Regions from separate parts of the Homo sapiens genome. Here region 2 is linked to region 1. Evidence: read pairs that join two places in POLR2A ChIA-PET (ENCODE). Cell type or tissue: HepG2. All regions are shown on one strand. Links, peaks and the distances in the headings refer to the core of each region. The heading gives the core; the rest is flanking DNA. Region 1 overlaps SLC26A5 (solute carrier family 26 member 5). Region 2 overlaps RELN (reelin).

What was found. Peaks named below come from ENCODE experiments on the same cell type or tissue, not always from the same donor. Only the 100,000 strongest peaks of a DNase experiment are listed, where the experiment ranks them.
Region 2: POLR2A ChIA-PET joins it to region 1 with 5 read pairs; 3 of 35 experiments call an interaction of 5 or more read pairs at or near these places.

Annotation. Positions count from the first base shown.
Region 1 is chr7:103,417,805-103,423,192 of GRCh38, reverse strand. It overlaps SLC26A5 (solute carrier family 26 member 5), which reads left to right. Exons shown (of 20, transcript NM_198999.3): 3 at 1,626-1,830; 4 at 2,316-2,455. The coding sequence starts at 1,679. Among named protein-coding and RNA genes, the nearest start is that of SLC26A5-AS1, 25 kb to the left of the region's middle. In HepG2, for the core only: no CTCF peak of the experiment used is centred there; no DNase peak of the experiment used is centred there.
Region 2 is chr7:103,485,350-103,490,737 of GRCh38, reverse strand. It overlaps RELN (reelin), which reads left to right. Exons shown (of 65, transcript NM_005045.4): 59 at 1-70; 60 at 839-996; 61 at 4,322-4,541. The region is part of intron 2 of SLC26A5-AS1 (SLC26A5 antisense RNA 1); the gene reads right to left. Among named protein-coding and RNA genes, the nearest start is that of SLC26A5, 42 kb to the right of the region's middle. RefSeq lists an enhancer at 1-1,059. In HepG2, for the core only: no CTCF peak of the experiment used is centred there; a DNase peak (open chromatin) is centred at 3,087.

The DNA.
Region 1 (5,388 bases), core at 311-5,310:
TCAAGTGATTTTCCTGTCTCAGCCTCCCAAGTATCTGGGATTACACGTGTGCATCACCACTCCCAGCTAATTTTTTTTTTTTTTTTTTTTTTTAGTAGAGGCAGGTTTTCTCCATGTTGGCCAGGTTGGTTTCGAACTCCTGACCTCAGGTGATCCACCCACCTTAGCCTCCCAAAGTGCTGGGATTACAGGTGTGAGCCTCCATGCCTGGCCTTGATTTCAATTTGAATGTGATTTCATTTTGATGAAAACCTGAGTTTTCACTGTGAAGGAGTTGTATTGACCAACATTAGTAGCCCTCACAATTCCACAGTCACCACACAAGCACTTAACCATGCATTCATGTTAACCTCTGCCTGCTCTGCCATTAACTTCCTTCATTTGGGAATACTGGCTTTAGTTGTTGTGCATTTAATATTTTATTATGAGGTATATAGTTCAAATGTACAGACAAGTACAATCATGTAACAAGCACCAGTTTACTTACTAAGCAGCATAATCAGATCTTCACATTTTGCTGTCTTTGTGCCAGTTCTTTTTTTTACAAACTAAAACATTGCAGATACAGTTAGTAGAAGCCCTCTACTATCCCTTCTTAGTCTCATTTCCCTCTCTCTAGAGGTAACACCATCCTGATCTCAGTATTTATTGTTGTCATGAGTGGTTTTATACTTTTACTACAAATATATGTAATAACATATACTATTGTTTTATGTTTTTAAACTTTAAATAATTGAATCCTCTCAGTATTCAACTGTGCCTTACATTTTTGTTGAAAATTGCCTCTGAGATGTATTGATGATGACACAGAAATTTAGTGCATTTCTTTTAATTACTACATAGAATTAAATTTATGAATATACCAAAATGTATTTTTTACTGCATACAAGTACTTTTCACTGTTATAAGGCTGCAGAAAACATTCTTGTACACAACTCCATATGCACAAATATGTTGTATTTTTATTCTTTAATCATTGTTTTACTCATATAAGTGGTATCACTGTGTAGCAATGAAAAAAACTATCAGTCATTCTAATAATCAAAAACATGACAATGTAATCAACTTCAAAACAATATTAGAATAGTGTGCTGATGTTCTTAACTTACTGCCTTTCACAAAGGTCACCAGCAACTTGCCTCAAACAGACATGTAAGCCTAAACTCTGAACCATAGAATAATTTAAAGAGTAATCAACCATAAATATAGAATTGGAAATGAGGCTAATATAGCTTTAAGAAACATTGAGTCAATTTAAGGACTGATCGTACTCTTTTTTTCTGTTTCCTTGACATATAGCTGGTCAAAATTGACCTAATTTGCAATTCCTCTTATGTGGACCTAGAGGGAACTGACTAGTATTTAGCCATTGCACTTAATATGAGCTTTTGTTAAAAGTACACACATTAACCATTTATTACTCTGGGAGGGAATAAGTCACGTTTTTTTAATTGATTTTGATTTCATTAATTACTGCCTCCTATATACAGATCAATACATTAGGTCCTCTGGGGCGTCCAAAGAAAGCCTCAGAAGAACTTGGAACACCACAAAGAAGAGATGCTTAGGAAAAGTCATCAGTAGGATTTTGGCAAGTAAAATGGAGTTTTTCTTTTTTCCCCTAGTGACACTCAGGAAATGCTTGTCTCCGGCTGTTAAGGAATAATTTCAGAGTACTATGGATCATGCTGAAGAAAATGAAATCCTTGCAGCAACCCAGAGGTACTATGTGGAAAGGCCTATCTTTAGTCATCCGGTCCTCCAGGAAAGACTACACACAAAGGACAAGGTTCCTGATTCCATTGCGGATAAGCTGAAACAGGCATTCACGTACGTTGCCTTTTAACCTGTTTCTGTTATTGTATCATTCAGTTATGAGAGGCGCAAGGTCAAATGTGTAAAGAAAATCTGTTTGGTGAAGTGGAGAGAAAAATGAATGCTGAGCCATCATGGTTTGCAAAGCTGTTCACGAGGTTCAGTCAGCGTTAGATATTTGCACACAGGCTTCATCATGAATTTCACCATATTTATTGAATTCCTACTATGCCTTTTTTCTGTGTAAATGTTAACATAACCAACATGCTTTCTAATTCTCCACCCACCTTGAAAATATCTTTTGTCTCCCAGGAATATTCCACCCACTCTCTTTTTTTCCCTATCCCTGACTCCTACCCTGTTTGGCAACATCTTGAATCACCAATTGGAAATTTTTCCAGATTGCTCCTGGGAATAAGGAAGGGAAAATGCTTTGGTTTGAATTCTACAGAGATGTTTCTCATTTATAACTTTATCTCTGTCTGTCTTTGTCCTTTCAGATGTACTCCTAAAAAAATAAGAAATATCATTTATATGTTCCTACCCATAACTAAATGGCTGCCAGCATACAAATTCAAGGAATATGTGTTGGGTGACTTGGTCTCAGGCATAAGCACAGGGGTGCTTCAGCTTCCTCAAGGTCAGTAGATCTTTCTTTCTTTCCCCCCTTGCTGTCCTCAAACAATTGCTTGACCTTCTGTTTATTTCATCATGATTGCAAATTCATAATTTTTATCATATCTTTCTAGTAACCTTTACCTATCTAAAGGTATTCTTCAGAAACATGTAATCCTTAAACCTGTAATCTCAGCACTTTGGAAGGCCAAGGTGGGAGGATCACTTGAGACTGGGAGTTGGAGACCAGCCTGGGCAACAAAGTGAGACACTGTCTCTACCAAAACAAAAACAAACAAAAACAAAAAACATAGCTGGGCATGCCTGTAGTCTCAGCTACTCAAGAGGCTGACATAGGAGGATCATTTGAGCCCCAAAGTTCAAGGCTGTAATGAGCTATGATCATACTACTTCACTCCGGCCTGGGAGACAGAGTGAGTCCCTGTCTCAAAAAAAAAAAAAAAAAAAAAAAAGCTCCAGGGATATTAATAGTAGAAAATGGTGTTACTACTTTGCAGATCAGTACACTGCTTGGGCATTATCTTACCACTTGCTAAGTCAGTCACTCAAGAAACATTTTGTTGTTATGGTTGTTGTTAAGGTTTGTGGCTTCTGAGTCCATATTCTAATTACAAGGGACCATGATATGCTAAATTCCTGTAGTATATTGCAGCAACTCTGTGGTTTTATATGTGATATAAGAACTTAATATTCATTAACTTATTCATTAATTTATTCATGTATTCTAAACAGTACATGTCTATTAGGCACCTATCTGGCTCACTGTCCTCATGGAGCTCACTAACCATCCAATCAAGGCATGAGATTGCTAAGCAGAAAAAAGCACATATAAAAATTTTAATTATAATGATAAGCAAAATGGAGGAAAATATAAGGTATTGTGAAATAAAAATAGTGGATCTAGGGCCGGCTGTGGTGGCTTACGCCTGTAATCCCAGCACTTTGGAAGGCTGAGGTGGGTGGATCACCTGAGGTCAGGAGTTCGAGATCAGCCTGGCCAACATGGTGAAACCCCATATCTACAAAAAATATAAAAATTAGCCAGGCATGGTGGCATGTGCCTGTAGTCTCAGATACTCAGGAGGCTGAAGCAGGATAATCACTTGAACCTGGGAGGTGGAGGTTGCGGTGAGCTGAGATCGTGCCACTGGACTCCAGCCTGGGCAACAGAGCAAGACTCTATTGGAAAAAAAAAAAAATAGTGGATCCAGGAAATGAGGTTTGAGCTGAGACCTGACTCAGGTCAAGAATGAGAGAAAATGCATTTCAGGCAGAAGGAATAGCATGTGTGAAGGCACTGAGCAGGAAAAGAATTGGGTATGGTACAAAGAATGAATGGAAAAGCAGTGTTCCAGCAGTGTGAGGGAGCAGGGGGCAGTGGCAGGCGAGGTGGGCAGAAGTAGGCCTGCAGAGTCTTCTTAGGCCATTTTTGGGTTTCATTCTGAGTACAGTGAAAAGCTATCAGCATTACTTTTTATTTAGGTTTTCTTTGTGCATAAGTCTTCTCACAGTGCTAACAAAGACATACCTGAGACTTGGTAATTTATAAAGAAAAAGAGGTTTAATAGACTCACAGTTCCATGTGGCTGGGGAGGCCTCACAATCATGGCAGAAGGCAAACGAGCAAAGTCACATCTTACATGGTGGCAGGCAAGAGAGAGCTTGTGTGGGGAACTGCCCCTCGTAAAATCATCAGATCTCGTGAGACATATTCACTATCATGAGGACAGCATGGGAAAGACCCGCCCCCATGATTCAATTACCTCCTATCCGGTCCCTCTCACAACACATGGGAATTATGGGAGCTACAATTCAAGATGAGATTTGCGTAGGGACACAGCCAAACCATATCACTTTGTAAGAGGTCACTGAAGACTGCTGTGGGGGGAATGGATTTGGGTAGTGGGAGAGGCACCAGAATGGATGTGAGGAGACCAGGTAGAGGTGACAGCAGCTCATGGTAGGCAAAGGTGATAATGGCTTGAACAGCTGTAGGTCAGCTGGCCAAAAATCAATTCCCTTCTAGCCAGTTTCCAAAAAAATAACTTGTCAAAAACAAATCACTTCCCCTAATGATCAATTAGCTGAGTTTTTTATTTTCCAAGTGACTGATTTACCATATTTATTAAATCTATTATACAAAATCTTAAAGCAGATTTGGGACAGATTCCCACAATCATTTTGGTGCCATCACCCCAAGAACAGAGAAAGGGACAGATTCAAAGGCAGGGGCAAGGGCAGGGTGAGGAGCGGATAAGGGCCCAGTATCTGAAACAGGAAGCAGAAGTCAAACTGACATTCAGTCAAGCTGGACTGACGGAGCTGCAGGAATGACTGCTGACAACCACGCAAGCTCACACTCAAAGAACTCCTCAGGATTCTGCCTAGTTGAATTCTCACAGTCATTCTGCAAACTTATTTTCAACCAGCTGACTTTCTTCCATCTTGAACTAGAATGGTGGCTGTAAGAATGGAAAGACTTTGGAAAGACATATGATACATTTTGTAGGTGAGATCAGCAAAACTGGCTGTTGGATTAATTTAGAAAGAAGGAGGAGGGTGTGTCAACAACAACTTTAAGGCTGATGGGTTGGATGTGTGGGGATGGTGAAGAGGAGGGATGGTCAAGAATGACTTCCAGGTTGCTGTTTCAACCACCTGAGGGATGGAGGTGCCAATTGCAGACATAATAAAGATGACAGGGCTGGGTGTGGTGGCTCACACCTGTAATCCCAACACTGGAAGGCCAAGGTGGGTGGATAACCTGAGGTCAGGGGTTCAAGACTGACCAACATGGTGAAACCCATATCTACTAAAAATACAAAATAAGCCAGGCATAGTGGCACATGCCTGTAGTCCCAGCTACTCGGGAGGCTGAGGCAGGAGAATCGCTTGAACCTGGGAGACAGAGGTTGCAGTGAGCTGAGATCATGCCAT
Region 2 (5,388 bases), core at 70-5,069, 68 kb before region 1:
TCTACAACTCTGTCAACAGCTCAAGCTGGAAAAGAATCACCATCCAGCTGCCTGACCATGTCTCCTCTAGGTAGGTTGCAAATTAAGGTAAACTTTGTGAAATTATCTGGCCTCTCTACAGAGTTCATGCAGTGAGCTGAAAACAACTGACAGTGTGAGGCAGAGCTTTACATGCAGCCCTGGTGCCCTCTCCCATCTTCCCTCCTTTTCTCCCTCCTCTCACCAACCCATGCCCCCAAATGGCAACTGCATGTTCCAGGAGGAAATTGGAGTGTGTCTGTAAATGATTCAGAGATCTCAGATTTCCTTTGACTTAATACCATAGCATGTACCAAACTCAATCACAGGCCCTGAATGACAGACCCCAATCCAAGACTGGTGTTGGCACCAGTTCTGCCCCAGTGTTCTGCCTTCCCAAAGGCTGCGCTTCTCATCCAGATACAAATACCAGCTGGGTGTGCAGGGCTGACAGGTTACACAAAGCTGCAGGATAAATACAATGGAGTGCAATCTTCCTAGAGCAGCATTCGGTTTACTCAAAGATTTGGAAAACGATACACCTGTGTAGGAAAAATGTACACAGATTTATTATGGACTAGAATAGGAAATTCACATGAAATTTTCAGAGAAGATACAAGCTTCCAGAATGGCATTTTGGGTTATACTCCCAGAGTCTAAGAAATACAAGTTCTCTCACCTCTGCCAGCAGGGTGCTTCAGGAAGACATTTGGGAAGCCCTTTTCTCACAAATAGTCCCCTCTCCCAGAGGCTGGAGGCAGGATGCAGCCATGGAAGTAACAACCTACTGAATCCCTTCTGCTCTCTGTGGTTCTTTCAGTGCAACACAGTTCCGCTGGATCCAGAAGGGAGAAGAAACTGAGAAGCAAAGCTGGGCAATTGACCACGTGTACATTGGAGAGGCTTGCCCCAAGCTCTGCAGCGGGCACGGATACTGCACGACCGGTGCCATCTGCATCTGCGACGAGAGCTTCCAAGGTCTGAATCCCAGGCTGCCAACTTTGATAGAGGAGACCAAGAGGTTCTCCTCATCTTAACATATATACAAAAGTCCACTAGGAAATGGATAGAAACTCCAGCCTGAGGGATCTGAGATTCATGACACACTCCTTGGTCACTCTTTAACTTTGGGACAAATTATTAAGCATAGATTTATGCAATATTCCTGAAGGCATTTTTTAAAATATAGAAATGAAATCTACTCCAGACATTCTATAAATATATAAGCATATAAATCCAGATATGCTAAATCAGGATATGGTATAGTACCTCACATTCTCTGTCTTTCATATAACTCCCTGCCCCTGCCCACAGCCCCAACACTTAATTTCCACTTCTGGGCCTCCCTCCTTCCTGGCCTAGCTGCCTGTGCCTACATACTTGACCAGTATCCCTCCTTCCTCAGCCTCTTCCAGCAGCAGCTGCCACTGTTCTCCTAAGATGTAGCTGAAAACTCAAAATGTTCTGGTTTCCAGGTCACTGTGACACGGACACACACACACACACACACACACACCCCTTTATGACTCAAAGAAATACATTTTCACTCCTTGAGTTTCTAGAGGTTGAGTATATATCCAGGGCAGAGAGTATCTACTCGACCCTTCACATCACAGGAAATTGCTCTGTTGGTCTGTTAGAAGGTATGCAGGCCTGCTTTCCTTTGATCCAATGTTTCTAACAGGTTTCAGCCTCTATCATTACAAAGTTCGCTTTCCATAGTTAACATTCTATATCCTCATAGCTTAATACCTGGCCGATAGCAATGCTAATAAATCTTCTTTGAATTAATCCTTAACACTGTCTTATGCTTTACTATTTACATAGTATACACCAACTTATTCTTCAGTCGCTTATTATCTATGATATCCCCATCAGTTATCTATGGTTAATATAATTATTCCCATGCTACAGGCAAAGAAACTGAGACTCAGGGAGGCTAAATGACCTGCCTAAGGTCACACAGCCAGCATATATCAGAAAGACCACTAGTCAAGTTGTTCTTTCCAATCAGCCTTGCTGTCACTCATGGCTGAGAGATTTATCCAAGGAGGAGCAGAGTTAACACAATTTCCCCCAGATATACAATGTAAGAATCCATGTTTTTGAATTCTGGAGTCGGATCTATTTAGATTTCTTGGTTGATGTTGTTTCCTTGAATTGAAATCAAATGGATATGATTAATGTAGACTGCTGCACATCTCTGATGTTAGAAATTACTTAGCCATTTCCTTTCTCCCCTGGTGTCATTGTCACTGAGACCGGCTGGGTCTGTCACTGTATTAGCTGGAGAATTTTAACTCTAGTCAAATGAGTGAATCAAATGTCTCACAAGAAGTCCTCGATGTCTGGAATTTGCCCTCTCTCCTGAACCTTAATTTGAAACTATTAAGGACATGTAGAAAAAATGTACTGTTTAAATCAAGGGGAAATGCAAGCACATACACGTTTGCTAATATAATATCTTACTTAAATGCCAGTAATTCAGTTCAGTGGTCTCTTAGAGACACTTGCAGTTTTATCATTATTTATTTATCCCAGCTTCATTACTGAATATCTTTTTTTTTTTTGAGACGGAGTTTTCACTCTTGTTGCCCAGGCTGGAGTGCAGTGGTGTGATCTCAGCTCACTACAACCTCTGCCTTCTGGGTTCAAGTGATTATCCTGCCTCAGCCTCCTGAGTAGCTGGGATTACAGGCACATGCCACCATGCCCAGCTCATCTTCTTTTGTATTTTTAGTAGAGATGGGGTTTCACCGTGTTAGTCAGGCTGGACTCGAACTCCTGACCTCAGGTGATCTTCCCACCTCGGCCTCCCAAAGTGCTGGAATTACAGGCATGAGCCACCACGCCCCACCCATTACTGAATATCTTATATGTGCTAAATATTGTTTTAGGTGCTGGAATCCAACGAGTTAAAATATAGACACTGCTCTTAAGAATCATCAAGTGTACATTAACCTGTATTTTCTACAACAAATCATGCTAGGAAAAAAGAAATTAGATAGGCCTCTCATACCAGGGTGAGAGTTCACTACTGAGACCCACCATTGGTAAACATTCAAGGCCCAGCCAGATGCTGTGGTATTTAAACAACAGTTTTACACGGCAAATACGGACATGAGCACTACGTGTTTTAGTAAACATTGACTCAAAGAAAATTGGATTTTTTTTCCAACAATATAAGCCAATAATTGCCAAAACAAAACATTTACTTTGGGAATCTGTATCTACTTAGTATTTTGCCTTTTTTTTTTTTTTACTGTAACAACATTCATTTTTTTTCCTGGATTTTGTTATATTTCTCTTTTTTTTTTTCTACTTTAAGTTCTGGGATACATGTGCAGAACATGCAGGTTTGTTACATAGGTATACATGTGCCAGGGTGGTTTGCTGCACCCATCAATCCATCATCTACATTAGGTATTTCTCCTAATGCTATTCCTCCCCTTGCCCCCTGCCCCAACAGGCCCCAGTGTGTGATGTTCCCCTGCCTGTGTCCATCTGTTCTAATTGTTCAACTCCCACCTATGAATTAGAACATGCGGTGGTTTGGTTTTCTATTCTTGTGTTAGTTTGCAGAGAATGATGGTTTCCAGCTTCATCCATGTCCCTGCAAAGGACATGAACTCATCCTTCTATATGGCTGCATAGTATTCCATGGTGTTTATGTGCCACATTTTCTTTATCCAGTCTAACATTGATGGACATTTGGGTTGGTTCCAAGTCTTTGCTGTTGTGAATAGTGCTGCAATAAACATAAGTGTGCATGTGTCTTTAGCGTAGAATGATTTATAATCCTTTGGGTATATACCGAGTAATGGGATTGCCAGGTCAAATGGTATTTCTAGTTCTAGATCCTTGAGGAATCACCACACTGTCTTCTACAATGGTTGAACTAATTTACACTCCCACCAACAGTGTAAAAGTGTTCCTATTTCTCCACATCCTCTCCAGCATCTGTTGTTTCCTGACTTTTTAATGATCACCATTCTAACTGACATGAGATGGTATCCCACTGTGGTTTTGATTTGCATTTCTCTAATGACCAGTGATGATGAGCTTTTTTTCATATGTTTGTTGGCCACATAAATATCTTCTTTTGAGAAGTGTCTGTTCAAAACCTCACCCACTTTTTGATGGGGTTGTTTGGCTTTTTTTTTTTTGTAAAGTTGTTTAAGTTCCTTGTATTTTGCCATTCTTACAGTAACAACTACTTAAACCTGAACTTGAATACTTGTTCTTAATCTTGAATGACTCTGGTTGGTCCACTTAATTTCTGTGACTGCTCCTTGTCCTCTAGGTGATGACTGCTCTGTTTTCAGTCACGACCTTCCCAGTTATATTAAAGATAATTTTGAGTCCGCAAGAGTCACCGAGGCAAACTGGGAGACCATTCAAGGTGGAGTCATAGGAAGTGGCTGTGGGCAGCTGGCCCCCTACGCCCATGGAGACTCACTGTACTTTAATGGCTGTCAGATCAGGCAAGCAGCTACCAAGCCTCTGGATCTCACTCGAGCAAGGTACCCAAACCTCCATATTTTAGTCCAGACATAGAATTAGTCACAAGCCCAGTGATTGTCCATTGTCTGTTAGATAGGATTGTGAACTTCATGGCACAGATGTCACTAAGCAGTGAAAACCTGTCATTTGAATTTGGGACAAGGAAGCATATATGTTTCACAACTCAGAATTATGTTTCGCTTAAATTTATTAGAGAATTGCTTTGTATTTCTTCACCCACAGTGGCTGAGTGGTGGTAATGTAGGCATAAACCCAGAGAAATGGCCAAATATTTTAAAAAATGGTTAGGGATAAACTACATAGATAATTTAATGTTGAGCACAGGCAAGTATATAAATATAAATGTGTATGTGAAATAAATTTGTAGCAATGCAAACATATGCCTATATTTAGCTTATGTAAGTACAATAAATAGAAATGGAGGATGGATGGATGGATGGATGGTTGGATGGATAAGACCTTTAAAATTTTATGTGCTATAATTGCTGAGGGTTAAATTGCTGAGGGTTAATGCAGAGTAGAGTGGGCAGAGACCTTGCAAATGGACTAGGGAAGTGACTGACAAAGACATAAGAAGGATTGAATTTCCTTCCCTACCTGCCCTTCCCAGCTTTGGCTACCTTAACCAGAGTAAACACAGCTTTTTGTCTATATAAATTCAAGAAAAGATTCTTAGGCTTAAAAAAGGTTGCTAGGTATTACTGTAGAGTATTTCTTGAATGCTGAAAAGTGTTCAGTAGCTATGAGAATATTTGAGAATTAGATGTGTTTGATTAATGGGAAGATAGTTTACATGAAACCTTTCACTTTGGAAAATATAATATTAGTGTTGTATTTTCACAAGCG